2 separate regions of the Homo sapiens genome follow, and region 2 is linked to region 1. Evidence: chromatin loops called from intact Hi-C (ENCODE). Cell type or tissue: PC-3. All regions are shown on one strand. Each heading gives the region's core, and the rest is flanking DNA. Links, peaks and the distances in the headings are about the cores only.

Region 1 (16,230 bases), core at 5,155-13,154:
AAGTCGGATATGCCAAAGCAAAGCCATAAAGTGCTTCCTTTAAGTGAAATGGTGAAAGTTATGGACTTAATAAGGAAAGAAAAAGAAATTGTATGCAGAGGTTGCTAAGATCTATGCTAAGAATGAATGTTCTATCTGTGAAATTGTGAACACCTTGTTGTTTTAATTGTTCTATTTTATTATTAGTGGCTGCTCATTTCTTATGTGCCTAATTTATAATTTAAAGCTTAATTTAGATATGTACAGAAAAAAATATGTAGTATATAAAGGGTTGAGTACTATCTGCAGTTTCAGGCATTCACTGGGGGTCTTAGAATGTATTCCCTGCTGATAAGGGGGACTGCTGTAATCCTAAAATATCCTTATATTCATAGCTGGACTTATCTTGATCACTTTCCTCTCACAATTGTCAGTGTCCATATTTTACCATATTTTCTGCACTGTCAGGAATGTTGCAACTTTTCACACAAGAGGACTCCAGCATTGTCTCTGGGATTTTATTCCAAGCTACCAACTCCTCATCTGCATTTTGATATTGGTCTTTCCTCCTAAGACAATCACTTCCTTCAACTAATATCAAATTCTGCCACTCTGCTCAGTTTTGGCATCTTTCTGTACACATAAAAATGTTTCCTTTCCCAGGACAAATAGTAGTGCAATTATTATTATTATTATTTATTTTTTTTTTTTTGAGACAGAGTCTTGCTCTCTCACCCAGACTGGAGTGCAGTGGCAGGGTCTTGGCTCACCACAACCTCCACCTTCCGGGTTCAAATGATTCTCCTGCCTCAGCCTCCCAAGTAGCTGGGATTACAGGCACCCGCCACCACACCTGGCTAATTTTTGTATTTTTAGTAGAGATGGTGTTTCACCATGTTGGCCAGGCTGGTCTCAAACTCCTGACCTCAGGTGATCCGCCTGCCTCAACCTCCCAAAGTGCTGGGATTACAGGCGCGAGCCACCACTCCCGGCCTAGTGTAATCTTTTGTAAAGCTTTTTTTTTTTTTAAGATAGAGTCTTGCTCTGTCACCCAGGCTGGAGTGCAATGGCGCCATCTTGGCTCACTGCAACCTCCACCTCCTGGGTTTAAGTGATTCTCATGCCTCAGCCTCCTGAGTAGCTGGGATTACAGGTGCCCGCTACCACGCCCAGCTAATTTTTTGTATTTTTAGTAGAGACAGGGTTTCACCATGTTGGCCAGGCTGGTCTTGAACTCGTGACCTCAGGTGATCCGCCCGCCTAGGCCTCCCAAAGTACTGAGATTACAGGTGTGAGCCACTGCACCTGGCCAAGACATTTTAAATGTCAGTTAAACCTAACATGCACAGAGCCAACAATAGACAAAACTCAGTTGAAATGACAATAACCAAGTTTGTTCCTCTGTGCATGATGTTGCATACATCACAACTGCCCCCTGGTTGATAGTGACTGTGAAACACCATTGATTTTAGAGATGTTCAAACATGAAAACAGCACATTGTAAGATAAATGGAATATGCTCTTCCACCAAAACATCCCACTGTTTCCTAGATGTTACCTTTTTTAAAATCTGGCTCAAATCCAGCTTATTGTGCAAGCCTTCATAATTAAAACCCCACTTGACACTTGGTATTGCTTACAGAACTCTATGTATCCACTACACAGTGGTATGTCACATTTGTTCCCTTCTTCACAATAAATACTTATGAGCCAGGCTATAAGAATCCTCTTTGATATTGCTTGGGAGGGCTTTCCAGAGAGGAGCTGGGATGATGCCCTCCTAGGAAGTCAGAGCTGAATTAAAAAGCAATGGGTGACCAGGTGCTGTGGTTCACACCTGTAATCACAACACTTTGGGAAGCCTAGATGGAAGGATTGCTTAAGCCCAGGAGTTCAAGACCAGCCTGTGTAACATAGTGGCAACCTGTCTCTACAAAAAATAATTTTAAAAAAATTAGCCAAGTGTAATGGCTTGCACCTGTAGTCCCATCTATTCAGGTGGCTGAGGTGAGAGAATTGCTTGAGCCCAGGGTTTGAGGCTGCAGTGAGCTATGATTGTGCCACTGCACTTTAGCCTTGGTGACAAAGCAAGACCCTGTCTCAAAAAAAAAAAAGCAGTGAGTGTCAAAGTGCCCTCTTTGATGGTTTGTTTAGTAAACACGTAGTTTGGCTGTTGGATGTGCAAACTATTTTTTTGAGACAGAGCCTCACTCTGTCACCCAAGCTGGAGTGCAGTGGCATGTTCTCAGCTCACTGCAGCCTCTGCCTCCTGGGTTCAAGTGATTCTTCTGCCTCAGCCTCCTGAGTAGCTGAGATTACAGGTGGGTGCCACCATGCCTGGCTAATTTTTGTATTTCTAGTAGAGATGGGGTTTCACCGTGTTGGCCAGGCTGGTCTCAAACTCCTGACCTCAGGGGATCCTCCTGCCTAAGCCTCCCAAAGTGCTGGGATTACGGGCGTGAGCCATCGTGCCCGGCCCCAAACTATTTTTTTTTTTTTTATTAATAGAGACAGGATCTCATGCTGTCACCCAGGCTGGAGTGCAGTGGCACAAATATGGTTCACTGCAGCCTTGAACTCCTGGGCTCAAGTGATCCTCCTGCCGCAGCCTCCCAAGTAGCTGGAACTACAGGTGTACACTACCACACCTAGCTAATTTTTAATTTTTTTTTTTTAGAGACAGGTTCTTGCTATGTTGCCCAGGCTAGTCTCCAACTCCTGGCCTCAAGTGATCTTCCTGCCTCTGCCTCCCAAAGTGCTGAGATTACAGGTGTGGGTCACCACACCCTTCCTGGATATGCAAATATCTTAAAGGAAGGATTCTGTCTACAGTTCCTCTCTATCTATCATCTGCCTATTTAAAAGAGTGTGTAAATATGCAGTCAGTTGGATTTGACTCCCAACCAATGCTTAATTTGTGTAGCTTAGACATTTGTGTGGAAATTTATGACAGTGATTACCCTTCCATTTAATGGGGAAAAAAAATTGTTCCTATGGTAACTGTTTCAGAAGAGTGCATACTTACCATACTTCTAAAATATGCAGCCCATCCTATGGGAGTACAGATCATCTTGAAAGGATTTTCCCTCCTTCAATAAACATTGATTTTTCCTCCTCTTCACGTGATTTCAGAATAAAATAAAACTTTGTAAGAATTGCTAAAGAAGAGCTTCAGGAAATGAGAACCATGAATGGGGCTGGCCCCTTGCAGCTCTCATGGGGGAGCAACAACACTGTCCTCAAGTGGTTTCTGGAAACACAAGCTGGTCCCTTCATAGCTGTATTTCTCCCAGACTCTTTTTCTTTTCCGTGTATCATCATGTTTGCTGTGTTTGGGATGTTGCTATGCAAAAGGATATAAAAGAGTGGGTTTTTTCTAAGGCAATCAAGCTTAGCAGATGCAAGTTCAAGATGATGCAAAAGTTTCTTAGAAAAGTTTTAGACTTCCTTAGGGAATGTTATAAGAAATATTCATGATAAGAGAGGATAAATATTGATGAAGGCCTAAAATGTCGTTCCACGTGATAAAATTCATCAGCTACAGGGGCTTTGTAACTATGGACAGCACTTAAGTAGCCGTTTTGAAACTGCTCTTATTTGTATTTTTGCAAACAAAGGGCACCCTCCAACTTTTTTCTTCAAATTCACTGCTCTCTGTGAATTTTTTCCTTTAAAAACTATATCTTACAATCTTATTAAAGCAGAGAAATAAGTACACCAAACTACAGCTTGTAGTATTTGTTAGAAAAGTCAGCATCATGGTCTCCTTTTTCATTTTTTCCATGTTATATGATTTTTTCTTCAGAGCTCACTTATAAAAACAGACCTATTGATTCTGTAGTTCTGTGATGGACATACAGAAAAAGAGTTATGAAACGTTCATAATATCTTAAGTACGTAACACTCATCCTGAGCAAACATGACTTACAGACTCTAAAATTGTGAGTCTTCACAGCCAAAGGAGTAGCATGGGCTTACTTAAGGACTGAAAACATTCATCTTGCTACTTATAAAGTAGTCAAATGTGGCCGGGCGCGGTGGCTCATTCCTGTAATCCCAGCACTTCGACAGGCCGCGGCGGGTGGATCACTTGAGGTCAGGAGTTCCAGACCAGCCTGACCAACATGGTGAAACCTTGTCTTTACTAAAAATACAAGACTTAGCCGGGCATAGTGGCACATACTTGTAATCCCAGCTACTCTGGAGGCTGAGACAGAAGAATCACTTGAACCCGGGAGGCAGAGGTTGCAGTGAGCAGAGGTCACACCAGTGGACTCCAGCCTGGGTGACAGAGCGAGACTCCGTCTCAAGAAAACAACAACAACAACAAAGAAGTCAAATGCAATAGTTGGGAAAATAGAGGCGGAGTGAGTGATCATATGTGATTCGACTTCTGTCTCTCCAAAGGTAGCAAGCTCTGTGTACAACAGAGCCTTGAGTAACATACAGAATACCTAGGTGAAATTATGGGTTTTCGAACAATTGGTCTGCTTTTTTCAACTCACTACAGTGTCTGAAATCCCACCATCAAATCTTTTCAGGCAGTACTGAATTCACTTATCCAAATACGCTAAGGATAGAAAGGCCGCAGCTGAAGGAGTCAGAGGCATACAAAGGAGGAGAAGAGGCAGTGTAGGGGCTGAGAAAAGTCGTGGGTGTGCAGCGGTACTGTGCAAGGCAGGTCTAAGTACGGCACCACTGGAAGGATCTTAGACAACGAAGGATGCTGTCTAACACCCAAGGAGGATGTTAGCTCCTGGATGAGCAAGGGGATGTTGGCACCTGTGAGGTAGAGATGGGTTGAAGATTGGTAGATTCCTATTTTTTAAGGCTGCCTTGTTGGCTAGGCAAGACATTGAATTTGTGCCTTCTTAGGCTTCACGGGCAGGAGCACCTCACAATGGGTAGGCTTACGCTTCGTCTTCCTTGTGCATCAGCCCTGGAGAAGGACTGATGTCAGAGACAAAGGAAAAAGGCAACAGAGAGAGAGTTCTTTCCTCTGGGCCTGGGAAAACCTTGCTCCCTATATTAGAATCAAAAGTAAGAAGGAATGATAGCCCAAGCTCTTACTTGCAGATAGGTTTTCAAAAATCTATCAGGTAATGACATTTCCCACTAATATTTTGCACTCTTTGCAGCATCCCAGTGATGATGTAACTGGTGGCCAGGACTACCAGCAGCCTGTACACACACACACACACACACACACACACACACACACACATCATACACATATATACACACACATCATACATACACACACATCATACACATACACACATATACACACACATCATACACACGTATACACATACATCATACACACATACACACACAAAATACACACACATCATATACATCATACGCACACATCATACAGACATACACACATCATATACATGCACATATACACACATCATACACACATCATACGCACATACATATACACACATCGTGCATATACATACATCATACATACACACATCATACACACATATCACACACGTATACACACATCATACACACATATGGACACATCATACACACACATCATACACACATGTACACACACACGCACATAGGAGTCATTACTATCCAATCAAGGTCATCAAAGGCATAAAGGAGGGTCAGGATTACAGCGAGACTGATGAAAAGTCTCTTGTAAAATTTGTTTGAGGACCTAAACATTGAATTAAGCAAAGAGTAACACAATGAGAACTATAAAGCTTCACTGAAAGAAAGAGAAGAGCTAAAATTCCCCATCCTTCCCCCACTACCTCCATGGTGAGCATTCAGCTCATTTGGGGGTTTATTCTCAGTTGTAAGAGCCAAAGCCTTTCATCATTTCTGGGCAGAACATCCATTAAAGGCAGACCAGGTGGTACCAGCTGCACCTGATGAAAGAAATCACACGGTTTCACTATGTAGAGTAATGACAGAAGAACGGGCAGTCTGGACCAGCTGGATCTGTCTCTGCCACTCTTCAGTGCATGCACGCACACACATGCACACACATGTACATGCACACACACACGCACACACACATACACACATACCAGAAAAAGAAGACTCAGGAGCTCTGAATTCGTGGAGCCCAGAAATTGAACCTGGTACCCATGGAATCTGGAATCTTTCTGGCCTGTTATGATGTGCAAAGCAGCAGACCTTGTTCATAACTGGCAGTAAATCTGCTTATTTAGTTAGGTAAAAAAAAAAATAAATTGTTATGACTTTTCAAAGCCATGAATAGCCAATAAAGTGAAAAACAGACACTACCACATTTTCTTCTCTGTTGTAGTAACAATAGCAAACATATATAGTTCTTACTAGGGTCTGCGTTATTCTAAGTGCTTAATCTAAATTAACTCAGTCCTCATAATAGCCTTATGATGTAGATATGATTATCATCCTCTTTTACTGATAGGGAAATTGAAGCATGGAGAGGTTAGGTAATTGTCCAAGATCTCACCATCAATAATTCATAATAGAGGTGTTGATGGGTGAGAGTGTGGATGCCCATAAATAAAGGAATATACTCAGATGCCTAAAAAGGTACAGGAAGTACTCTTCACTAAGATTTCACTTAATCTCCAGCATCCTTCTTGTACCATATTCCATCCGTTTTAATCCTTACACATGTGGAGTGACACATTCTAACAGAGTGTGATTCCATTAAGAGAATAATGAAAACGGTGTTGGGGCACCAGGCTTGCAGCCCAGGCTGCTCAGTTAATGCTGGAAATTGTCTCAGAGAAAAGGTGTTTCTGATGTCCAAAAAAAGGCCCACAGCACTGGGAGAAAGGACTGAAGAAAGCAAGAGGGTGTTGTGGTCTCAGCAAAAGTTGGTGCTGCTTTCAAAGTTAATGAGAAGGTTGCATGTACAACACATTGGGGTCTCTCCTTTATTAGCCACTTTATTATTAGGGCCTTTCTTTGCACACATTTCATTTTTTCTTCTTTAAATATAAAGGTGGCATTGATGCCAAAATGGCAAATTGTGTAAGTGACATATTTGATTTTCTGTTTTCTGGATGCAGCAGAGAGGTTCCAGTTTCTACTCTCCTTGCACTGTGCTTCACACTTATTCTTCAGGAGGGAGGTGATGAATCTGGATGTGTTCTTGGCAAAGTATTCTTAAGGGCATCCTCTATTGAGTCAATATCCAAATACTATTGCAGGCAAAGCCAAATATAACTTATTTTCTCTGCCAGTTATATCTCTTATTCTGAAATTTTAATGTTCATACTTCAGAAATCATTTAACTAAAGAATCAGGTCAACCTCCCAAGTTACACAACCTCTACTAAATGCAAGAAACAAGACCAGGTTTCAGGTGGTTGTGTGGCTGTGGAATTCGTTTCATTATTTTGTATTTGATGTATTCTCATATAAAATCTTTAAATGCAGCAAGTTTATAGGCCCACGACTTGCTGATTTCTGTAGCTTATTAGTGAACAAGGAAAGAGATTCAACCAGTGTTGTTCCAGAAGAAAAATCAAGAGGAAAGTATACACTTTTCAATAACTAGAGCTGCTCAAAAATGAAATGCAGGGCCCTGCAAAGGACTGAGTATCCATCCATAGAGGAATCCTCGCCAATATTCCTTCCACTCAACCCAAAGGCATTTCTGATTATATTTCACAGAGAACTTAATTTTCCATATTCATAGACATCTAAGCACTTGGAAATTTGAAGAAATCATTTCAAGTAGTAAGAAATTGACAGAGATAATTTGATGAAGCATGTAAGCTTTTTCTGAAAACTCTGCAGAGGTTTGCATAATCTCTCTTTAGGGCTGGGGCTCAGAATCAGGGCTGGGCAAGTCAATGAGGGCTGTGGCCTCTGGAGGCCAGTGGACCAGACACAAGTGGAGAGGAAAGAAGGAAAAGGAGGAAACGCGGAAGAATAAAGTGGGTGGCGGTGATAGTGATACTAAGATAATCATCACAACAGTCACATCAATCAATTGCAGTTGTTCTCATTTTTCACACAAAGGAAGTGAACCTTAGGGTTGTGAGTCCCAAGATCACACAGTAAGTGACAGAGGCAGGACATGGTAGATTTCAGGGTTGGGATTCCTGATTCCAGGTTTTCCCACAATAGCAGGACAATGGCTTGTTCATCTTAGACTGGATGGTTCTAATTTTTTTTTTTTTTTTTGAGATAGGATTTCGCTCTGTCGTCCAGGCTGGAGTGCAGTGACACAATCATGGCTCACTGTAGCCTCAACCTCCTAGTCAAGTGATCCTCCCACCAAAGCCTCCTGAGTTACTGGAACTGCAGGTGTGCACCACCATGACCAGCTAAGATATTGATTTTTAGTAGAGAAGGGGTTCCTCCATATTGCCCAGGCTGGTCTTGAACTCCTAGGCTCAAACCATCTGCCCACCTGGGACTTCAAAAGTGCTAGGATTACAGGCGTGAGCCACGCTGCTCAGCCTGGACAGTTTTATGTCAAAGGCAGGTCTAAGAAGGGAAGCTCACTTCTGGATCCTGCTGTAAGCCTCATGAATTTAAAATATCATTACTGTGGATAGTCATAAGTACATTGCTTAGTCTCCCAAGAGTCATTTTCCTTTATATGAAATGGAAGTAATATCAATGAATCTTGGACGTCTATTAATATTATAAACTGCAAATTCCAATTTTGAAAGACTAAGAGAAAATGGAAATGATTGATTTTATATTAAAAAGAAAGTGCAGGTCTCTAATTTTGGCTTTGCATTTTGACCTGAGCTTCATTTAACTTATGTTTCTCTATGTTTGAAACAATTTATATTTTCTTTGTGTTTATGTTTTTTATTCCAGGAAGCATGAAAGAAAGAACCCACACACACAAACTTTTCTCTCGTTATTCCCATATTCATGAGAGCTACAGACCTACTGTCTACGGGTCTATCAGCTATGAGCCTAACATTTTCATTTACCTCCTAAAAACAGAGTAGGAAACAGCTGAGGTCAGTATAAAGGCTGTTACTCTAGGGCAGTGATGTTAAAGAATAGCAGGGGATGAGTTTGGGCTATCACCCTCTACCCCCAGCCACCATGGACATTTGGCACTTTCTGAAGACATTGTTGATGGTTACAATTGGGGGTGCTACTGGGTTCTAAGGAGCAAAAGAAGCCAGGAATGTTGTTAAACAGTTTACAATACACAGGACAGTTTCACACAAAGAATCATGGAGCTCCAAGTGTCTATATTGCTAATATTGGGAAACCCTGATCTTTATAAAACCAGGTAAAATTCATGGCGTTTTACAAACCTGGGTACTTCTGTTGGCAAAATCTTCTAAGCTCCCAAACCTAGAGAATGACAGCATGACAGAGCTGTCCACAGCTTTTCACAATGGATAGAGAAGCCTTTCCTGCATGCTCCATTAATCTTCAGACGTTCCTAGAATGTGCTGTGTGAAATGGGGAATGTTTCTTAGATCATTATTTCTACCGTTTTTATTTTTCTCTAGGAAAAAGCAAACGGGCTTTTGGGAATTTTTGGTTGCCTGATGTTTTACATCATTTTTCATGGTTTGCTTTTAATGTCAAAATTTTTCTTTTTATTTGTCTTTTGCAAGAAGAAAAAGAAAATATGGAAAGAGATTTGGAAAAAACTTTTAGAACATGTGTAATGTCTCTAAGAATAAGAAAAATCATCAGAACTGTACGTTCCAGGTTTCCCAAACCAACTGAAAGAGGTTCCTGAATAATAACAACCTCAATAACCATTCTTCATATTTGCCATTTTAAAAAGTCTGCTACTTTTAAAAATCAACCCAGTTGATTAGGCAATTGGTCTGAACCTGAGAACTACGCCTAAAGCAAGAGCTCAGAAACACAGACTAGTTTTAAAACTTAGAAAATAAATGTCGAAAAAGAATACAGAAAGGTCACAGGTAACACTGCACACAGAAAAACAGAATACAAAAGGTAATATGACTTGACTAACACGGTGAAAGGTAATGAGTACAGAGTCCAGGTATGACTTTCACAATTGCTAAGGCATTCTGTCTATATCGCTTAAGCTTTGGCAAAATACCCAGACCCACAGAAAAGTCTGAGTCACCCATCTCTCATCCCTTTATTCTCTGGAAAAGGTGACCTAGGTGTCAGCTGTACTCTGTGGCTGATTGTAATGAACATGCTGAGAAATCTGAGAATGGAAAGCCAGTGACATCAATCTTGGAATTAGAAAGAAATTATTATTTCTGGGTTCAGCATCTGGCCTTACCATGCAAACTAGATTTTTCTAGTCTCCTATTCTTTGAATTGCCTTAATTTAAAGTGTGTTGAAAAGTTCTCACCTGTGTGTGTGACTTTTAGGGTTGTTTGCTTTGTGTGTTTGATATGAACTGAAGAGAATCTGAAAGTTCTTTCTCAAGCCAAGAGACAAATTGAGATAATGACAATGTTGGCCTGAGCTTTAGGTTCAGAAGGATCATGATCATTTTGCTGAGCTAAGACGCAGAAGAGAATCTAAGGTAAAGTGAGTTCTAAGGCAAGAAAACCACTGACCACAGTAACCGAATGGCATATACAATGGCTATGGAAAGAGAAAACTGCTTCAAACCAAGTGCCAAATTCAATGCCCACTTCTGCATTGAGGGACAATCTTTCAACATGTATGTTACACTTCTTCTAATCCTTTTTACAGACACTTAGAAAAATGTTTAAATGATTTTTAAAATTCGATCCATTTACATTTGTTCCTTAGAAATAAACTATAAATATTGAGATTTAGTGATGTAGTTATGTTTGCTATAGAGCTTATTTTAAGTATATTCATTGATTTTGAAGTTAATGTGTGTTGTTGTCCTTTATATTCCAAACATTAAGGGCATCAAATCAGACTAATATTTTCTTCCTAATGTAAGATAAAAATAGTAAAGCAATAATTTAAAAAATGGGGCTCTTAATTCAGAACCCATCACTATTTATACTAACTAGACAGAGATATTCTTGTAATTTACTTTTGTTTTACATACTCACATATAAATATATGATATAACATGTATAGAACGAGTTGATAACGCAAGACATAAATATAATTTCATGGGAGCGTGTTAGCTCATCTACATGATGAAGCTTTTACAGATTGTAGGTTTATTTTTTAAAACTGCTAACTGACCTGTTCATCATTAATAACACAGAACTTCTGACTGACCAGGAATTCCACTACAATAATTCTATTTTAATATTGGGTAAAAGGTTTTGAGCACTCCTTAGGTACTCAGCACTCTGTATACATTATTTTCTTTAATCCTCACAGTAACCCTAAGAAGCAGGAACTGGCATGATCTCCATTGAACAGATACGAAAAATAAAGCAAAGAAAGTAAGAAACTTGCTCACGGTCAAAATCAGGTGGTAGGTGGTGGAGTCTGGTTTTAAAGCTGAGTCTGCCTGAGTTGGAGCCAAAACCCTGAAACACAGCACCATAAACTTTTCATTAGTCTAGGTATTACTTTATGGAGTACAATGATAAAACCACATTGTTTTAAAATAGTGTATAGTAAAGAATGAATCACAAATTCAAACTGACTTTTTTTATTAGTTCCAATTACTACGCTTTTAACATATGTTAGCTAATATTCTTTTCCCTCGAACCTCAAAGTGTTTTCACAGTAAAATTTAATTCACTTTCAGTGAAAAATCTTGTAAGATTTACTGTATTCTTCCATTGAAAAAAAAAGACACTAATATTGTAAGCTAAATTTAGCAAGATATATATCAAGAACCTTAAAATATTTATACTCTCTAACTTAGAAATTCCATTTCTGGAGAGTTTATCCTCTAGAAATAGTTAAAATGCATATAAATGGTTTATTACAAACACATTTATTTATATATTTATACAATCAAAATTTGGAAGTAGTATACTTATACTGGGGAATGGTTAAATAAGTGATGGCATTGCTATTTCAAATGATGTTTATAAGGAGTTTATTATACTATGGAAAAACACTTGTGTTATATGTTTATTTTACTTAGAATGTGAAGCAGAGAAGAAGGGAACAGAACTACAGCCTGTGCATTTAGTCACAACTAGGTAAGATAAACTTTCCAGAATCACAAAACTGGAAGAAGGCACCAAAATATAACACGGTTTTCTATTTTACTTCTGTTTTTCTATATTTTCCAGTTTAAAACAACTTGTACATACTAATTTAAAATGGAAAAATACCTTTGCACTGTCTTTTAAAAAGTTATAAACAGAATGGCTGAAACATAGCAGATTTGACCCTCTATGAGTCAGGTTCAACTTGCCATGGATCCTACAGTCCCAACTGAGGAAGGGAGTGTAGGTAAGAGATGCCTAGTTAGAAAACACAAGGAATGGCAAGGTGTGGTGGCTCATGTCTATAATCCTAGCACTTTGGGAGGCCAAGGCGGGAGGATGGCTTGAGCCCAGGAGTTCGAAACCAGCCTGGGCAACAGAGTGAGACCCTGTCTCCATTAAAAAAAAACAAAAAATAGGCTGGGTGCAGTGCCTCATGCCTGTAATCCTTTGGGAGGATTAGGCGTGGTGAGGGTGCACTTTGGGAGGCTGAGGCAGGTGGATCACTTGAGGTCAGGAGTTCATGACCAGCCTGGCCAACATGGTAAAACCCTGTCTCTATTAAAAATACAAAAATTAGCAGGGTGTAGTGGTGCACGCCTGTAATCCCAGCTTCTCGGGTGGCTGAGGCAGGAGAATCGCTTGAACTCAGGAGGTGGAGGTTGCAGTGAGCTGAGATTGCTCCATGCACTCCAGCCTGAGAAACAGAGCAAGGCTCCATCTCCAAAAAATAAAAATAAAAATAAAATAATAATAATAAAACAAATAAAACACAAGGAACCCAGTTCCTTCAAGTGCAACCCATAGGACTCTTAATGTGAGAGCTGCAATAGATTCCCACTGGGAGAGTTCCTTGAAAGGAACCATGAGCCCAGTATGCCCATACCTTTGTATGACTTTTAATACCACATCCCAGCTCTGCTTCTTGGTTCGCTGGGATATTCCACATGCTGGCAATGTCTAAAAACAAACAATTACCTTTGCAAGCTACCACATGGTCACTGAGAGAGACAAAAGGGAATTGCCGCAATGAGATGGCTTTCATCTCTCTTGCTATTCAGAAGGCTGATTTTGTTCACACATGAGAGAGAGAAAAATGGCAAAAATGGGAAAGGGGGTGGGGGATGGAGGTGGGGGTAGGGAGATGGAAATAAGTTCCTTGTCTTCTAGGAAAACACCAAGTTGCATGTCAATCTGAAGGATAACCCAAATTGCAAATCCAGGATATTTCACAAGATGAGAAAGGCCTTAGCCATTTTCATTTAAATTCCTATTATATATTTTTACGAAGAGAAAATATCTATGCACAATTTGAAAACAGTGTTATATATAAAATATTTAGTCCTTTTAGTGTATCTTTAAGAATATATAAAACCTCTTACTTGGAGAAAACATTAAAAGCATAAATTTAAACATTTCATAATACTGCAATATTTTTAAAACACTTATAAAACACCTTCCAGAAAGGTTTGCATAGACAAAAAAAAAAAGTTTGGGAAACGTTGCATTACATTGCATTTTGCAACAGTCTTCCTGAATATTGGCAGTGCATATTGGCGTACTAAAGACTCCTAGAAGACCTACAACATAGAAGTTGGCTTAACTTTGCTTACTTAATTGTTTCTCAAACCTAATGAATCAAAACGCCATTTTCTTCAAATATAAAGTGGATCAAACTCACAATTAGGGAAGTGTTGCTCTATGTAGATCAGTGTCCAATTTCTTTTACTTTCTCCATCTCTCCCACTCTCAAGCCACATCTCTCAACCTCTTTCCCAAGCTCCTCTCACCTTAACTCTAAGATGCAACCCATAACCTGGCAATCACTGGATCATGTCTTGGGATATTGCCAGTGGCTGTTATACATCAGCTCTGATCTGAAGAGAATCCATGTACAGCTAAGAGAATAAACAGCTCCATTCCCATTCTAGCTGATCGTCTCCCCAGGACACCAGGCAAAGTTGCTGCTGACTAAGGAGGCCCCCCTTTTTTTGTTTTTGTTTTTGAAGTGGACATCTTTCCTTTAGAAACTCAGCACTGGCTGAGGCACCAATTAATTTTGCATAAGCTGCTACAGGACCCTCAGATGCTAATCAGTTTGTTCATAACCACAGAGTATTGTTTTAGGGTCATGTACGTAACTTCTGCCTCCAGCCCTGTGGATTTATTTACTGCTTAGTCCCTAGTTCCTGCAGCTGTGTCCTTTCAATGACTGCTTTATGGTGGCCAAGAGAGTTGAGGTCGACTGCCAGGACTCAGAGATCTGGAGGAACACATGGACACATTATTCTTTTGCTCTGAAGCTATCCAATTCCTGTTCCGGTCAGAAGGGGAGATAGTGGGAGGATATCTCTGAAACTGCCCAGCGCTTACTGCTGATATTCCTCAGGTCTGACATTATTGCAAGAGAACAAACTTAGATCTACCCTCTGTGTGTTCTTCAGTGGAAGGTGAATTACTAACGAAAGTGTAATAATACAAAACACAATTGAGTGTAGCCTTGGCTTTATTTGTAAGACCTACTCTGGAGATATTATTTTCTTTACTCCAAGACTACACATTGGATCCAGTCTGCTTCAAACAAGAGACCGGGAAAGACGGGTTACTATGCTAATTGAATACTAATGAGGCCTTTGCTTAAGTTGGGTTTTGTTGCAATTATTTGCCACTACATTTCTTTTGTATTTATGTAGAGGGAAAAATAAACTACTTCAAAGTTAGCAAGAGTCTTACTTAGCCTGAGCACTTGCAGAAAAAATGTCTTGCTACTCTTTCTTTTGTACTTGTAACATTTGTAAAGAGTTTTGTTCGGCACTATGGAAAAGCAAAATATCATCATCATTATTACTGGCCTTTGTCCACAGTGGATTTCATCCAGATTCTAACCAGTGACTCTGTGACTAACAATCTGAGTCACTAAGTTTCAGATGTTTATGGATTTCAACACAATTCCCAGACTGAAAGGTTTTTTTTTTTAATTTACTTTCATGTTTCAAGACTCAGAAAGAATTAACTGCCTTTCTGTATTTCCAGTCTAGTGCAGAAAGAATTAAATGCCTTTCTGTATTTCCAATCTAGTGTCACTGAGTGACGGGCTAGGAACAATTCAGTGGATAGACTGAACTGTTCCTTCAATTACAGATTTGTATTGACAAAAGTCAATTACCAAAATGTCAAAAAAAAATTAGTATATACTTCCAGGACAAAAGCCTCCAGGCTGGCAGAGAATTCAGTGAATTATAAATATTTGTGTTTTCACCATGGTAGTGGCACAGGATGATTACAGAATTTAAAATGCAGAGAATCACGGTGATGGGAAAACTGAATATCCACATGTGGAAGAATGAAACTAGACCCCTCTTTCTCACCATATACAAAAATCAACTCAAGGCCGGATGCAGTGGCTCATGCCTGTAATCCCAGAACTTTGGCAGGCCGAGGCAGGCAGATCACTTGAGGTCAGGAGTTTGAGACCAGCCTGGCCAATGTGGTGAAACCCCATCTCTACTAAAAGCACAAAAATTAGCCGGGCGTGGTGGTGGGCGCCTGTAATCCCAGCTACTTGGGAGGCTGAGGCAGGACAATCACCTGAATCTGAGATGCGGAGGTTGCAGTGAGCCGAGATAAAACCACTGCACTCCAGCCTGGGCAACAGAGCAAGACTCCGTCTCAAAACAAACAAACAAACAAACAAACAAACAAACATCAACTCAAAATAAAGACTGCCATGTAAAACCTGAGATGATGAAACTGCTAGAAAAAAAACATAGTGGAAACACTTCATGACATTGGTCCAGGCAAGGATTTTTTGGATAAGACCTCAACAAAAAGAATGAAATCCTGTCATTTGCAACAACATGGATGAACCTGGAGGACATTATGTTAAGCAAGAAAAGCCAGAAACAAAAGGCAAATACGACATGATCTCACTTATATGTGGAATTTTAAAAAGTTGATCACATAGAAGTAGAGACTAGAATACTGGTTAGCAGAGTCAGGTGAAAGGTGGGGAGGAGTGGCAGGAGTAGGAGAAGTTGGTTAGTAGGTACTAGGTTATAGTTAGATGAGAGGAATAAGTTCTGGTACACTAACGCAGTAGTCTCAACCTTTTTGGCACCAAAGACCTGTTTTGTGCAAGACAATTTTTCCACGGATTTTGAGGGGGGATGGTTTCAGGATGAAACTGTTCCATCTCAGATCA
Region 2 (16,230 bases), core at 4,361-12,360, 72 kb after region 1:
CTGGCTTGCAAACAATATTATATAGATTTGTTGATTTGGTTTGTAGAATGTTTTTTATTCAATGAATTTTTTTCATTCAGTGAATCACTTTGATGAGAATATTTAAAAGAATAAAGAGCTGTATATCAAAAAGATCATATTTTTCAGCAAGTTATCCTTTCACAAAATTATTCCACACATTCCTTCTCCCTCTGTTTCCACTCAAGATTCTAGAAGGATCTGAGGTGTTGCCTTTCTGTTAATAAGAGGATAACTTTATGGAGCTGCAAAAGTTGATAGGAAAAATTCAGATGCAAAAGTTCTAAGTTACCTAAGGGTAAAATATCACCCACAGAGCTTCCGAGTTCCTGGCTTGTTAGTTTCTCTGCCTCTTTGAGCCTAGACATGGAACAGTGCGTAAGCTACACACCCAGAGCTAAGACACTGGGAATCAAGACCAGGGCAATGTTCCGTTTCTCACATCTGCTCAGTATTGGCTTAGGTTTTCTCAAGAATTTACATTTGGGAGGAAATTCTGTAGGGGCAAAGTTACTTAAGTTCTCCCAATCCAACAGTGTGGGAAATGGTATCAAATAAGTAGGCCACTTTTCAAAAGGGAGAGGCTGCATCAGTAAATTAGGAGAACTGTGGAATTCTGCCCATTGATGGAATAGCTTAAGTTTTTTTAAATTGATTTTTAAACTGTCACCAGCTAGCAGTCTCCACATATCTACCACTTTCTTCATAAATAAAATGTGTGAGTTCTATAAAATTTCTGAGTTCTTTTCCAATCCATTTTCCACCAATGCCCTAAATCCCCCAATACCAGTAGATGAGAGTCCACAGATACCCATATCTGTAAAATAAAGAAATCCACAAAAGCAGCATTATTGTTCAACTCGGAATACTTCCCGCAACATTGTTGGCTGTTCTCTAACTGAATTAGAGCATTTTATTGTTGTGGGAACATGTTTAAAATGACCATCATTCATCATTGTCATCTGTCTCTATTATCTTGAAAACTTGGATTTTTAAAGAGCCATGTTGTATTTTTTCTTTGTCTCTAAAGTATATGGTTCAGATGTCAGATGTGGCATCTCTGATGATAGCATGGTAGAGTCCACTTTCTGGTTAGTTAAAAATCAGTATGCTCTAGAAATGCTCTGCTTGATTTCCATATAATGGGTAAATTGTTATTTCCCAAAATCAATTCCCACCCCCTAAGTTTTGTGGAGGATGCGGTCGTTGGTCAGAGGTGGCAGGTCATTCTGTTTGGTCCCACTCAAACAGTATAGCCGGGAATAGTTATACAGAGCTCCAAGCGTATAACCCCAATCCAGTTGATCTCAGAGCATTTCCCAACCACACAGTCACAAAGGAATGCCTTCACTTGCAATAAAATAAGACAAAGTTGTGCTTTAACCTCACAAGAAGAAGAGGTCCAACTACTGTGGAAAGAAAGCATTGACCAATAATATTATCAACTGATGTTGTGGGAGACACAAATTGGGGGGTGGCTCCCTGGTTCCAGCAATTTCCTCAGTTGCCCCAACGGTGGTATTCCATTCACTCCACTGCTCTCATAGGAGATCCACATGGCCCCTTGGTCACAGCACTTGATGGAAGGGTAGGTATTTTAGTCCGTTTGGGCTGCTGTAACAAAGTGCCATAGACTGGTTGACTTATAAACAATAAAAATTTATTTCTCACAGTTCTGGAGGCTGGAAGTCCAAGATTAAGGTGCTGGCATGGCTGGGTTCTGGTGAGGGCTTCCGGGTTGCATGTGGCCAGCTTCTTGTATCCAGAAAGACAAGCATTCTGGGGACTCTTTTATAAGGGAAAGAATCCCATGACTTAATTACCTCTCTGAGGCTCCCCCTCCTTATAGCATCATATTGGGGGTGAGGATTTTAATGTGTGAATTTGGGGGAGACATAAACATTCAGTTCTTAGCAATTTCTCATACACCTAGGCTGATCCTTGTGGTACACGTATACTTGGCCACAATGACTGGTCCAAGGGTAGATGTGTCATCCAAGCCAGACCAATCAAGTCTTTCTTGGAATTTTTCACACTGGAGTTTGGAGGGGGAAATCCTTTCTTCTTGGGTAATGAGGCAAGAATGTGAGCCTAAAGATGGAGGAGAAGCAGAGACAAGAAGGAGAAAAGGAGAGGGAGACCCGAAGCCATCTGTGTTCCTGGTTCTATTATAGAGTGCCACTGTCACTTGAACTGCCTTCCTAAGCCTGCTGGTCCAACTCTTCATTCCTTTTTTTTTTTTTTTTTTGAGACAGGGTCTCATTCTGTCACCCGGGCCGGAGTACAGTGGCACAATCATGGCTCACTGCAGCCTCGACCTCCCAGGCTCAATTGATTCTCCCATCTCAGCCTCCCGAGTAGCTGACACTCCAGGTGTGCGCCACCAGGCCCAGCTAATTTTTGTGTTTTTTTTTTTTTTTTTTTTGTAGAGACGGGATTTCCCCATGTTTCCCAGGCTGGTCTCAAACTCTGGTTTTAAGAGAACTGCCCACCTCAGCCTCCCAGAGTGCTGAGATTACAGGTGTGAGCCACTGCGCACAGCCTCAGCTCTTCTTTTCCATCAGTCACCTTTCTGTTTAAATTAGTTCAAATGGAGTTCTTGTCACTTGCAGCTGAGAAAATCCTGAATTGGACACTTATCAAAAAAAAGTACTTTACAAGATCACTGTTAATGGCTGGTAAGCATCCCGTGATATGCACACCTTTACATACTTTTCAAGTCTTCCTCTATTATAGGACACTTAGATTCTTTAAAGACGCCCTGCACCATAAATAATGCTGTGATAAACATCCTTATTCATAAAATATTGTGCACCTCTCTGACTGTCCCATTAGACTTGCTGCTAAGACCACATGCACTTTGAAAGCTTTTGAGACCTTATGATCAAATTTCCCTGCCAAACAGTTGCATTTCATGTATATATCTGACAGTCATTCATGAAAGAAAGCGTCTATTTTTTCACGTTGTTGCCACATATTAGATATTATCACTATATTTCTTTAACATGTTTCTCGATGTTATAGGCCAAAAGGGCCACCTCATTGTGTTTTTAGTTTGCACTTCTTGGGAAAAACAGTTATGCTTACAAAGAAGCCCCGGATTTCCATCAAGTTGTGGAGTGTCATGCTGGGGACACTCTTATCACTCCCCTGAAGGCCTCAATGGCTGACTCACTCTATCAAAATGCTAACAGGGTTTCCTGCCATCAAAGGGTTTTGCCAAAACATCACATTGCCTCATTTTTTATCCTAAATACCACAACCTTCTTAATTCTGAGAGGAGGGGAAGAGAAGCCATCAGTGAACATCCTAAAAGAGGACAGCAGGTAGTAGGAGTACCTTTTTATTTTGTTTGGTTTTTGTTAAATTTAGACTTAGGGATAGGGATAGACTTAGAGATAGACTTAGGAATAGGAATGCCTTTTAACTGACTCCAAGGAGGGGACTTCTACTGGTTCAGAATGCTCTCCATCTGGGGGATGGTTCATTTATTTATTTATTTTTTTGAAACAGATTCTTGCTCTGTCAGGCTGGAGTATAGTGGCTTCATAATTGCTCACTGCAGCCTCAAACTCCTGGGCTCAAGCGATCCTCCCACCTCAGCCTCCTGAGTGGCAGGGACTACAGGCACATGCCACCATGCCCAGCAAATTTTTGTATTTTTTGTAGAGATGGGTTTTTGCCATGTTTCCCAGGCTAGTCTTGAACTCCTGGACTTAAGCAATTCTCCCACCTCAGTCTTCTGAGTAACTGGGACCACGGACTCGCACCACCACACCTGATTAATTTTTAAATTGTTTGTAGAAACAGGGTCTTGCTATGTTGTCCAGGCTGGTCTTAAACTCCTGGCCTTAAGGGATCCTCCCTCCTTGGCCTCCCAAAGTTCTAGGATTACAGGCGAAAGGTACACACGGCCTTTTCAACTTTTTAGAAGAACACGCTAAGTGGTATGCACTTTTGTTTGGTATTGGAAAGACCTTGAATTTCACAGAGGACATTTCAGGATTTTTCCAGAGTGTTTAGTGCTTGACCACCCAGTGCTCCTCACAACAGACCGAGTGACATACTTTCTGACTTTCCTCTGAAGTGCCTCCAAATAAGATGCATTTGCTTTCATCTTTTTCTCCCTTTCCATTAAGAAAAGACTAAAACTAGCATGGCACTGTCAGCAGTTGAGCTAGTGAACTCTGGGATTCTCATGAGGAGGCCCAGTGAAGAAATGGCCTTTCTTCCTAATTAAAGACTTGGGGAAGCACCCTCTAGAAGAGCAGTCCCCGACCTTTTTGTCACCGGGGACCAGTTTTGTGGAAGACAGCTTTTCCATGGACTAGGGAAGGGTTGGGGGATGGTTTCCAGATGAAACTCTTCCACCTCAGATCATCAGGCATTAGTTAGATTCTCGTAAGGAACATGCAACCTAGATCCCTCGCATGCACAGTTCGCCATAGGGTTGTGATCCTATGAGAATCTCATGCCCCCGCTGATCTGACAGGAGGCAGAGCTCAGGCAGTAATGCTGCCTCTCCTGCCACTCACCTCCTGCTGTGTGGCCCTGTTCCCAACGACCACAGACCAGTACCAATCCACAGCCTGGGGTTTGGGGACCCCTGTTCTAGAACACCTACTGTTGACTTCTGTGCCCTAGTTTCCCAGGACCAAAAGCCCTTCTCTGTACATGTGTGGTGGGAGCACCATGTGGCCAAAGAGTTAGCTGAGGCCAGAGATGTTTCACTGTGTCAGTGCAGTGAAAGAAAGAAGGGGGGGAACTAGTTTTATTTTGTTTTTAGATTAAATATGCGTTGACATAACTTCCAGGTGTCTGAAAATTATGTGAAAACATTTTTATATGGAAGGTCTGTACTCATATTATTGTTGTAATGGGTTAAAAATTGCATCAAGGGATATTGATTTCCATTTTTTAATCAGTCTCCCTCTCTAGATATATGGATAGAGAATGTGTGTATGCATGTGTATGTATTTACAGATATATATATATATATATATATATATATATATATATATATCCACCCCAGCTCTTGCCCTCCTAGGTTTTTAGGTTTTCTTTCTCTTCTGTTCCAGTGCTGTTCCTTTTCCCTAAGCAAGGCCGTTCATGCACCACCCCCCACATTCTCTAAGGCGTAGAAAACTACTAATAAAGTGAAGACTGGGCGTGGTGGCTCACACCTGTAATCTCAGCACTTTGGGAGGCCAAGGCAGGTGGATCACCTGAGGTCAGGAGTTCAAGACCAGCCTGAGCAACATGGAGAAACCCCATCTCTACTAAAAACACAAAACTAGCCAGGTGTGGTGGTGCATGCCTGTAACCTCAGCTACTCAGGAGGCTGAGGCAGGAGAATGTCTTGAACCCAGGGGGCAGAGGTTGCAGTGAGCCAAGATCATGCCATTGCACTCCAGCCTGGGCAACAAGAGCGACTCCATCTCAAAAAAAAAAAAAAAAAGAAAGTGGAGATTTCCAGAAGAAGGACAAATCCTACTCGGATATAAAAATAGAATGTTTTGCAGGATATAGCTTTCTAATTTAAATCTGGTACAAAGCACAACTTCCTCAGGCCTCAGTTTTCAGTTTATAACAAGACAAGGATTGCCTTTTCTCTAAGGTGGCATCCAGTTTTGTGATCTTAGGAGACATTGACTGGTACGACGTAGGCAAACCCCTCTCTGCTTCAAACCTGTCTGGGAAGCCAAGCCCAGGGTTTTCTTTCATGAACCACTCGGCTTCTCTGTCTCTCTTTGAGTTTAACCTGGTTTCCTTCTATCTCACCACCCACGGGTGGGGCCAGACAGTGGTGTGTGTCGCCACTACTTCCTGATGCCCACTCTGAGCCAGGCTGCATTTGGGGCTCAAAAGGGTTCATTTGCCCAAGGCATACACAATCCACAGGAGCGGAGCCTCGATTTGAACCCATGTTGTCAAACTCCAAAGCCACGATCTTAACCACTATCCTATGCTGTCTCCCAGGAGGAGGGTGGTTTTCAAACTTTTTTTCAGCACTGAAACATTTTAAGTGATGTCTTCCATAAAACCTCAAAAATGGAGCTGCCCTGGGGATCGCAGAGCAGGAACCTGGTTGTGAGCCACTTTGCCTCATCCACAAACCGAGATTGGCTCCCGGGTGCCTTCACAGAACTCTGAGCTGCATGAAGTGGAAAAAGAAACCACTCTTCTCCACTGACTACACATGACTGTGACAGACAAAACCCACCTTGCCTGTCCAGAGCCTGCTGGTGATGGTCAGTGGTCAGCATCCACAGAGGCCGAAGCCTAAGAGCATGACTCACAGCTCATGCAGCACTTCCCACGGCCAAAGGGCCAGCAGTGCCCTCCTATTTTCTTTTCTCTCTCTTTTTTTTTTTTTTTTTTTGAGATTGAGTCTAGCTCTGTCGCCAGTCTGGAGTTCAGCAGCATGATCTTGGCTCACTGCAACCTCTGGTTCCCAGGTTCAAGCGAGTCTCCTGCCTCAGTCTCCCGAGTAGCTGGGATTACAGGCACATGCTGCCACGCCCAGCTAATTTTTGTATTTTTTAGTAGAGACAGGGTTTCACCTTGTTGGCCAGGCTGGTCTCCATCTCCTGACCTCGTGGTCCCCCACCTCGGCCTCCCAAAGTGCTGGGATTACAGGCGTGAGCCACCGCGCCCGGCCAATGAAGTCCTATTTTCACACTTCCTTTGAGGACTACAGTAATGTTATCAGGAGACAAGCAGTTTCTGCACCTCCTCTGCCTTGACCCAAGTACATTCCAATAGACGTCATGAGGTGACAAACTGTGGGTGCCCATGTTGAGCACTGCTACCGCCAGCATTGCCAAGTTGATTTGTATGGATTTGTGTCATTTCCCTGAAGTTCAACATAATGCTCAAACAGGAGGGCTCTGCTGTGGGGCAGGCCTGGGTTCACATTCAGGCTCTGCCAATTACTGAGTGAGCTTGGACCAACGATTTAATTAAGATTCCATTTTCTCATCTAGAAAATGAGATCAAGTAAGTACGACCCTGCACAGTATCCATCACTATAAAGGTTAGACTAGCTATTATTATTACTATTATAAGCTAATGAAACATATTCTTCTAGTTACAAGAAAATGAAGCTGGGCACAGTGGCCCTCCTGTTGTTGCAGCACTGTAGGAGGCTAAGGCAGGAGGATCACTTGAGGCCAGGAGTTTGAGACCAGCCTGGGCAACCTATTGAGACCTGTCTCTACAAAACAAACCAACAAACAAAACAAAACAAAAAAACACTAACTGGTTGTGGTGGCACTCGCCTGTAGTCCCAGCTACTTGGGAGGCCTAAACAGAAGGATTGCTTGAGTGCAGGAGCTCAAGGCTGCAATGTGCTATGATTGCGTCACTGCACTCCTGCCCAGGCAACAGAACAAGACCCTGCCAAGAGAAAGAAAGAGAGAAAGAGAGAGAGAGAGAGAAAGAGAGAGAGAGAGAACAAAAGAATCAGTGTTTTCAGAAACTTTCTGACTATACATGCCTATCTAATTATTAAGAGATGGACTCATGAAAATTTTTTCAAGTTTGGATACCTTCCTCTTAAATTGTGTTTGAATTTCAAGTGAGTTTTCATTCTCAAATATATAACATTATGTAACATAGGATGTGCTACTTCTATTTTTCTTTCAGTCAGGTGTGCTATTACAAAGACTGATACTGTATGAGCAAAATTTGGGTGGATTGTCTTATCTACGGATAGCTAGATCCCAGGGTTTTAAGAGATCTTAGAAACTCTTTCTCCCCATACTCCTCAGCCAAATATAAACTGGAGTGATAAAAATCAAACATTTTATGTGGCGGGTTTAAAAATCACTCGTGTATCCTTAATATGTACCCATGCTTGCCAGTGGTACCAACACTGGCTTTTAGGTCTTTAATGCCCCAGAAATAAGAATCTAAAATGCCAGTTTTCTACTGAAGAATACTGACTTCATTGCCACTTGCCTTGTGAAATACCCCAGTCTCTTTCTGCTTGTGGACCAGTGGATTTATCATACGCACAATTTGTTACTAAATTTGAATTGTTGAGTTAGGAGTGCTTGAGAAATATGTGACTGCAGACCAGGACTGTGTCACCTACTTGGCCTCGGTGTCATTTTCCCGTAAGAATCAGGAAAAGATTATTTTTTCTGTTTCTATGAAGAATGTCACTCGTATACGAATGGTCAATAGGTACATGAAAAAATGCCCAATGTCATCAATCTTCAGGGAAATGCAAATCAAAACCAGATGGGATACCACTTCACACCCGCTAGAAGGGCTATTATGAAAAAGACAAAAAAAAAATCACAAATGCTGATGAGGATGGAGAGAAGGGAGACCCTTATACACTGTTTTTGGGAATGTAGCATAGCTACTATGGCGAACAGTATGGGGGTTCCTCAAAAAATTAAAAATACAACTACTAGGTCAGTTGCAATGGCTCATGCCTATAATCCCAGGACTTTGGGAGGCCAAAGTGGGTGGATTGCTTGAGCCCAGGAGTTCAAGATCAGCCTGGGCAACATAATGAGATCCTGTTTCTTAAAAAAAAAATAGAACTACCATATGATCCAGCAATCCCACTGCTGGGCATTTATCCAAAGGAAACAAAATCAGTATGTCAAAGGGATACCTGCTCTCCCATGTTTATTGCAGCATGACTCACTATAATAGCCAAACTAAGTGTGCATCAACAGATGAATGAAGATGATGTGGTAGATACACACTCAGCCATTAAAAATAATGAAATCTTGTCATTTGTGACAACACAGACAAACCTGGGGGAGGTTATGTTAAGTGGCCTGAGAACTCTAGCAGGACAGTAAGCTGAGGCAATCGTAGGGCCCACCTTATTTATCTCTGTCTTGCAAGGATTTCTGTCCTTTATTGCTTGATGTCTAGTATCTTGAAACTGTTGTTTCATATATTTTGTCTTTTTTGTTGTTGTTAATGAGACAAGTTCTCACTCTGTTGCCCATGCTGGAATGCAGTGGCACGATTACAGCTCACTGCAGCCTCCTGGGCTCAAGCAATCCTCACACCTCAGCCTCCCGAGTAGCTGGGACAACAGCTAATTTTTTTTTTTTAAGAGACTGGGTTTCATGTTGCCTTGGCTGGTCTTGAAGTCCTGAGCTCAAGCCATCATCCTGCCTCAGCTCCCCAAAGTGTTGGGATTATGGACAGGAGCCACTGCACCCAGCCTGAGCCTGTCTTTTTTATTTTTAAGGAAAGAGGATAAATCTGGTCTTTGTTACTCCATCTAGGCAAGAAGCAGAAGTCACAGGGGCTTATCCAAAGTATAATGACATTTTTAAACTACAGCAATAAAAGTCATTCCCTTCAAATCATTTAAAATTAAAAAGCAAGGTTTTGTTATATTAGGAAACAGTTTTATAAACTGCATTATGTTAAGGGTATATATCCTGTATATGTAAGGATATATACCCATACTCAGTGGAGTTTCATGATATATCATGAATTTTACAGCAAATTAAATTTACATGATCACAAGAAGAATAAATCGATTCTGAATAAGTTACTGAAATTTCTAACACCAATTGTCATTTTCTATGTAGCTTCAACCCTTGGCATAACTGGTCAGTAAATACAAAATTGGGTCCTTTTATGACTATGCCCAAAGTACATTGGATTTGGGTTTAACTCTTCCCACCTTCCTGAGAATTTCTCAGGGTTCCCAAATGGGTCCTCCCTTGCATCCACAAATGAGCCTGTCAGCTGCAGTTACCACAGAGCATCTGCCACCTCCTCCGCCAATCCCTGCTGCAGTTCCTGCTTTTCCTGGTTCTCCCTGAGAAGCCTCTTCTAGGATCCTTAGTGAAGCCTTTGCTGATGGTGCCTTTTGAGGGAGTGCCCATATAAGTGCCAAGGGCTGCCCAAAGCTGCCAGGCAGGGCTAGGTTTCTCACAGAGGCAGGCGACCCTGAACAGTTCTGAATATAACCTGCTTCTGGCCTTTAACTCCTCCCAGGATCTTACAGTCTCTGATGAAAGCAGTTCAATCAATTTATGGGCAAAGGAGCCAGACAGGGAACAGAGTTCATATAGCCCTCCCTCCTGTTCCCTCTTCCCTGCCACCCTGACTCAGTCAAACTTCTTCTCCTCCCTCCCTTACAAAACAGAAGCTCTCATGCTCATCAGCCAATGACCAGAAATATTTGATGGGGACAGAGGGAGAGAAGAGTAGATGTTTTATGTACTAGCAATATCTGAATGCAAAAACTGGACAACCCACGTGCCTTGTTCCATAGCCACTGGCCCTTGCTAGGCCATGTAGTGTGGATGTGCCTGACATTTGGAGCTCAGCAGTTGCCCAGTATGCAGCCTCAGTGGAATGTCTCATTGAAGAGCTGTTCCTAGATCCTCCCACAAAAACCTAAGAGCAGAGGTCACCTTCCCCAGGTGATTTTGCATTGCTCATCGGCAGCCTAGACTATGGTACTCAATAGTAGCTTCTGATATCGAACCTCACATTTCTCATGCTCAAAGAAGGCACAACCTAAGTCAGACACAGCTGTGGTCGGCTTCCTTCTCCCACTCCTCTTCCAGGCTTCCGCCAACAAATTGGTACAGCAGAGTCTCATTTCCTTAGGGGTCCTGGAACTTCCTTTTCACTGTGATTTCAAAAACATTTATTAGAGGATACATTTATTCCTCAGCACATTAATGGAGTCCAGATTCTGCTTGGATAATATGGACAGACAGATGTGCAGTGTTTTGTGCTACTTTTAGATGAGCAACGCTGTTTACACAGAATTTGCCCAAGACCACCCAACTCATTTCACATGTAGCCTCCAGCTTTCCAAGCCCTTAGCCTCCAGAGGAAAAGAAAAAATTTAATAACTCAGCACCCCACCCAGTTTTGAAGACATGACTTAATACTGAAGGAATTTGCAAGCCTGCACTGCCAATCAACATGCCTACATCAAATAAGCCATCTTTTCTTATTCTGAAAAATGGAAGGTGGTTCTAGAAACATTCTGCTCTCTGACTTTCTTCCACAGTGTTCATGTCTCATTTGAGACCTGGAGAAGTCTGAACAAAGACCTTAAGCCTAAAAAGTAATAACAATGCATAAAACACTTGATATTTGCCCTTCAAGTCTTCCACTTTCTATTTCACATCAATTGCCTTTTCCCCTTAGCTCTATATTATGCCTAATGATATTGTTAATAATTTTTTGCTTAAAGTTTCTTACATTTTTCCTAGCATTTGCATATATCAGTAATTTGTTGGCTCCTTATGTAACTTTGAGAAGTGGGTAAGGTGCTGTCTTAGTCCGTATGGGCTGCTGTAACAAAATACCATAGACTGGGTGGCTTATAAACAACAGAAATTTCTTTCTCATGGTTCTAGAGTCTGGGAATTCCCAGATCAAGGCGCTGGCAGATTCAGTGTGTGGTGAGGGCCCACTTGCAGACGAGATCGGGCGTGTTCTAGGTGGTATGGCCATAGACGAGGTCCCACTTTCATGTCCATAGATGGTGCCTTCTTGCTGTGTCCTCACTTGGTGGAAGGGGCAAGCAAGCTCTTTGGGGTCTCTTTTCTAAAGGCACTAATCCTAATTCACAAGGGCTCAGCCTTCATGACCTAATCACCCCCCAAAGTCCCCACCTCCTAGTATCATGGTGATTCGATTTCAACATCTGAATTTGGGGCAGGGTCGGGGAGGGGGGTAACAAACATTCAGACCATAACAGGCAGGTGGTAGCAGCATTTCCATTTTCCAGATGAAGTAAATGAGAAATCAAATGAGTTTGCCACAGTTTCCCAGAAAGTAACTGGTTAAGTCAATTATTCCAGCTGATCATAATAATTTCTTTTTCCACATTGCATCTGGAAACCATTGCCTGCTTTTAAGTTTTGCTGTGTTGAGTTATGTAGAGATACCACCACATTATTGATGTATATTATATATTATGTTACTTTATGGCTTACCAAGACCTAAGGGTACATTGATACCTTTTCTTTCTAAGCCCTATCTGACTTTGGTCAGTGATTTGTATAGAAAATGTGAACCCAGTAAATAACATTCTAGTGTTTTTCTGTAAACACTAACAAATTTTAGCTACATGAATGACAGCTACTCATAGAATTAAAAGGCAGCAAAGCTTGGGAGAGTGGAAAACGTATTGGAATAAAAGCTAAGACACTCGGTGCCAGGTCTGGTTTTGTCCTTAATTCACTCCCATGTCCGCTCCCTTCCCTTTTACAGATAATACAAGAGGCAAATTCAATCCAATAGACATTTTATCAAGGGCCTATTGGGTAAAGCACTTTACATATGACATTTAAATTAAACCTCACAACAACCCAAACGGGTAGGTGTCACTGAACTCATTTTCTAGAAGAGAAGACTAGCATCAGGGAGCTTAAGACAGGGGCAGGGCAGGGTCTGAGCCACTCTTTGAGTCCTACACCATGTTCCTTTCTATGTCCAAGGCCCTGTTCAGTACTAAGGAATCTTTAAGGAGATAGGTGTAAAGTCCCTATCCTCGAGCTGCTTTCAAAACAGCAGAAGTGGGCCTGGTGCAGAGGCTCATGCCTGTAATCCCAGCATTTTGGGAGGCCAAGGCATGAGGACCACTTGAGCCCAGAAGTTTGTGACCAACCTGGATGACACAGCAAGACCCTGTCTCTATAGAGATACAAAAATTAGTCATTCCCAGTAACTCAGGAGGCTGAAGCAGGAGGATTGCTTGAGCCCGAGAGTTTGAGACCAGCCTAAGCAATATAGTGAGACCCTGTCTCTACAAAAACTACAAAAATTTAAAATTTAAAAACACAGAAGTGAACAGATGCATATGCAGTGAACAAGGGGTAGCTAATATAACAAGGAAGTAACCAGTGCTGCCTGAACGGGTGCTACATGCAAAGGAAGTGGGTTGGCTGGAGAGATCACTTCTGGCCTACAGTTGTGGTGGGGTGAGGTTCAGGTGATAGTTTATAATGAAAGTGGAACTTAATTTGGATATCTAAGCATGATTATGATTTTGACAGGCAGAGATGTGACAGAGAGCCATGCTGGATAGAGGGTATATTAGTCCGTTCTCATTCTGCTATAAGGACACACCGAGACTGGGTAATTCATAAAGGAAAGAGGTTTGACTCACAGTTCTGCAGGGCTGGGGAGGCCTCAGGAAACTTGCAGTCATGGCAGAAGGGGAAGCGAACACATCCTTCTTCACATGGTGGCAGCAAGGAGAAGTGCAGAGCGAAGGGAGAGGGGGGAAGCCCTTATAAAACCATCAGATCTCGTGAGAACTCACTATGATGAGAACAACATGGAGGTTGTTCTCCATGATAATTGAATCACCATGATTCTCCACCAGGTCCCTCCCATGACACGTGGGGATTATGAGAACTACAGTTTAAGATGAGATTTGAGTGGGGACATGGCCAAACCCTATTAGAAGGAGTATTAACGGCCGGGCGCGGTGGCTCACGCCTGTAATCCCAGCACTTTGGGAGGCCGAGGCGGGTGGATCATGAGGTCAGGAGATCGAGACCATCCTGGCTAACAAGGTGAAACCCCGTCTCTACTAAAAATACAAAAAATTAGCCGGGCGCGGTGGCGGGCGCCTGTAGTCCCAGCTACTCGGGAGGCTGAGGCAGGAGAATGGCGTGAACCCGGGAAGCGGAGCTTGCAGTGAGCCGAGATTGCGCCACTGCAGTCCGCAGTCCGACCTGGGCGACAGAGCGAGACTCCGTCTCAAAAAAAAAAAAAAAAAAAAAAAAAGAAGGAGTATTAACAAGATACAAAGATGTAAAATACAAAGATGGTAAAATGCAGGATACGCACTAGATTTAGCCCACAAGTTGATGTGTGTGGAACATAGACCCTGGCTACTCAAAGGGTGGCCTGTGGACCTGCAGCACCCCCATCACCTGGGAGCTGGTTAGAAATGTGTAAAAAATTAGCTGGGCATGGTGGCACGCACCTGCAATCCCAGTTACTCTGGAGACTGAGGCAGGAGGATCTCTTGAGCCCAGGAATTCGAAGCTGCAGTGAGCTATGATAGCACCGTTGCACTCCAGCTTGGGCAACATAATGAGACCCCGAATGTAAGGGGGTAAAAAAAGAAAGAAACACAGACTCTTAGGCCCCACCCCACACATACAGAATCACAATCTGCACAAGTGATCCATGCACAGTGGAACACACTAGAGTGCAGGTCACACTGAAAGGCAGATTGTGATCAGGCCAATACGGAAGCTGCCGAACCTGTTGGTCAGGTGGAGGCTTTGGAGCAAGATGGGGTCGTATGTGAAATCTCCAGCCTGGCTCCAGCAACATCACTTCCCAGCTGTGGGAACTTGGGCAAAGTTACTTAACCAGGTTACTTAAATTGGGGTGATAACAGTACCTGTTCCTTGTCTCATAATATTTAAAATAGACTTCATTTTTTCAGAGTAGTTTTAGCTTCACAGCAAAGCTGTCTGGGAGGTACAGGATTTCTCATATAGCCCCACATAGACTCCCCGCTTATCAACATCCCCTGCCAGAGTTGAACATTTGTTACAATAAAACCTACATTAACACATCATTATCACCCAAAGTTCGTAGTTTGCATTAGGGTTCACTCTTGGTGATGTATATTCTATGAGTTTAGATCTGTATGATGATATCAATCCACTGGAGTAGTATCATACAAGATAGTTTCACTGCCCTGAAAATCCTGTGTTTTTCCTCTTTCTCCCTGCCTCCCACCTAACCCCTGTTGACCACTGATCTTTTTACTGTCTCCACAGTTTTGCCTTTTCTAGAACGTCATTTAGTTGGAATCTTACAGTGTGTGGCCTTTCAGAATGGCTTCTTTCACTTAGTAATATGCATTTAAGTTTTCTTCATGTCTTTTTATGGCTTGATAGCTCTTATTTGCACTGAATAGTAATACGTTGCATAGATGCATCATAGCTCATTCATCCATTCACCTACTGAAGGACCTCTGGGTTGTTTCCATAGTTTAGCAATTACAAATAAAGCTGCTGGCCAGGTGCGGTGGCTCATGCCTGTAATCCCAGCACTTGGGAAGCCGAGGCAGGCAGATCACTTGAGGTCAGGAGTTTGAGACCAGCTTGGCCAATGTGGTGAAACCTCATCTCTACCAAAAGTAAAAAAATTAGCCTGGCATGATGGCGCACATCTGTAATCCCAGCTATTCAGGAGGCTGAGGCAGGAGAATCACTTGAACCTGGGAGGCGGAGGTTGCTGTGAGCCAAGGTCATGCCACTGCACTCCATCCTGGGCAACAGAGCAAGACTCTGCCTCAAAATAAATCAAGCTGCTAGAAACATCTAGGTAACTTTTTGCAGACATAAGTTTTCAACTCATTTGGATAAATATTAAGGAGTGTGATTGCTGGATCCTGCCTCATAGGACTGTGTTAGGATTCATGTAAGTAATGTGCTTACTAATGTGCCAGGCACTTGGTAAATTTAAATGCTCAGTAAATGATTCTGAGAGTCAGGCTTGCCCCTAACATTTATGGGTCCCAGGACGAGAATACAAAGGCAGATCCACATACCCTTTGCTGAAATAGTTAAGGTTTTGAAACTTGATAGCTTTGTTCATGGCCAAGCTCAGGTTTTCACTTGACCTGGAGATTGACTAAAGGAGCCAGGCTCATCCCTCCAGGCTGCAAGCCCAGGCAGACATGGTATCTGCTGGGCAAGGCTGGGCATGAGTTGAAGACAGGGCCCCCAGGTGGGGACAGGACCCTCCTGCACCCTGGATGGGACTGATCCAGGAAGCTCTTAATAGCACTGAGAGTCCTGGGTCCTTCTCCTCCATGTCCCTCTTTTCCAACTCAGATGCCTCCAAGACTATACCTTCTGAGCCAGGGGCTGAAGGGAGCATCATTATCTGGGGAGGCCGTCCTGCTGAGACCCCTACCCTGGTTGATTTAGGATGGCCAATATCCCTTTCTCTTTGCCTGTTTCCCCAGGTAGGCTGTTCTTTTCTCCACCACTGCCCCTAACTCTACCCTGCAAAGAGGAGGGCAGGCCTACTTCAGCATACATGTCCTCTTGAATAATTCCATTAGCTCAATCTGTTACAGAACTTTCTAAAGAAAATCTTCTTCATAAGACCAAAAAGAAAAACAGCAACAATAAATGTCTTAGTGTTTTGGTATTTGTGATATGCAGGGCTCCTCTTGCCTGGCTCTGCGGGTGGCTCTGCCCATTGTTATGA

Evidence for each region. A loop is a pair of places that touch in the nucleus more often than their neighbours do. Peaks named below come from ENCODE experiments on the same cell type or tissue, not always from the same donor. Only the 100,000 strongest peaks of a DNase experiment are listed, where the experiment ranks them.
Region 2: it touches region 1 in a loop (2.2-fold over the local background); 14 of 110 quality-filtered maps call a loop at or near these places.

What each region holds. Positions count from the first base shown.
Region 1 is chr10:24,956,969-24,973,198 of GRCh38, reverse strand. It overlaps a transcript of THNSL1 not described here. Among named protein-coding and RNA genes, the nearest start is that of PRTFDC1, 12 kb to the right of the region's middle. In PC-3, for the core only: no CTCF peak of the experiment used is centred there; a DNase peak (open chromatin) is centred at 10,018; H3K27ac peaks cover 2,750 bases.
Region 2 is chr10:24,884,500-24,900,729 of GRCh38, reverse strand. All of the region lies in intron 3 of PRTFDC1 (phosphoribosyl transferase domain containing 1), which reads left to right. Among named protein-coding and RNA genes, the nearest start is that of PRTFDC1, 60 kb to the left of the region's middle. RefSeq lists an enhancer at 12,892-13,101. In PC-3, for the core only: no CTCF peak of the experiment used is centred there; DNase peaks (open chromatin) are centred at 8,659 and 10,909; H3K4me3 peaks cover 651 bases; H3K27ac peaks cover 2,229 bases.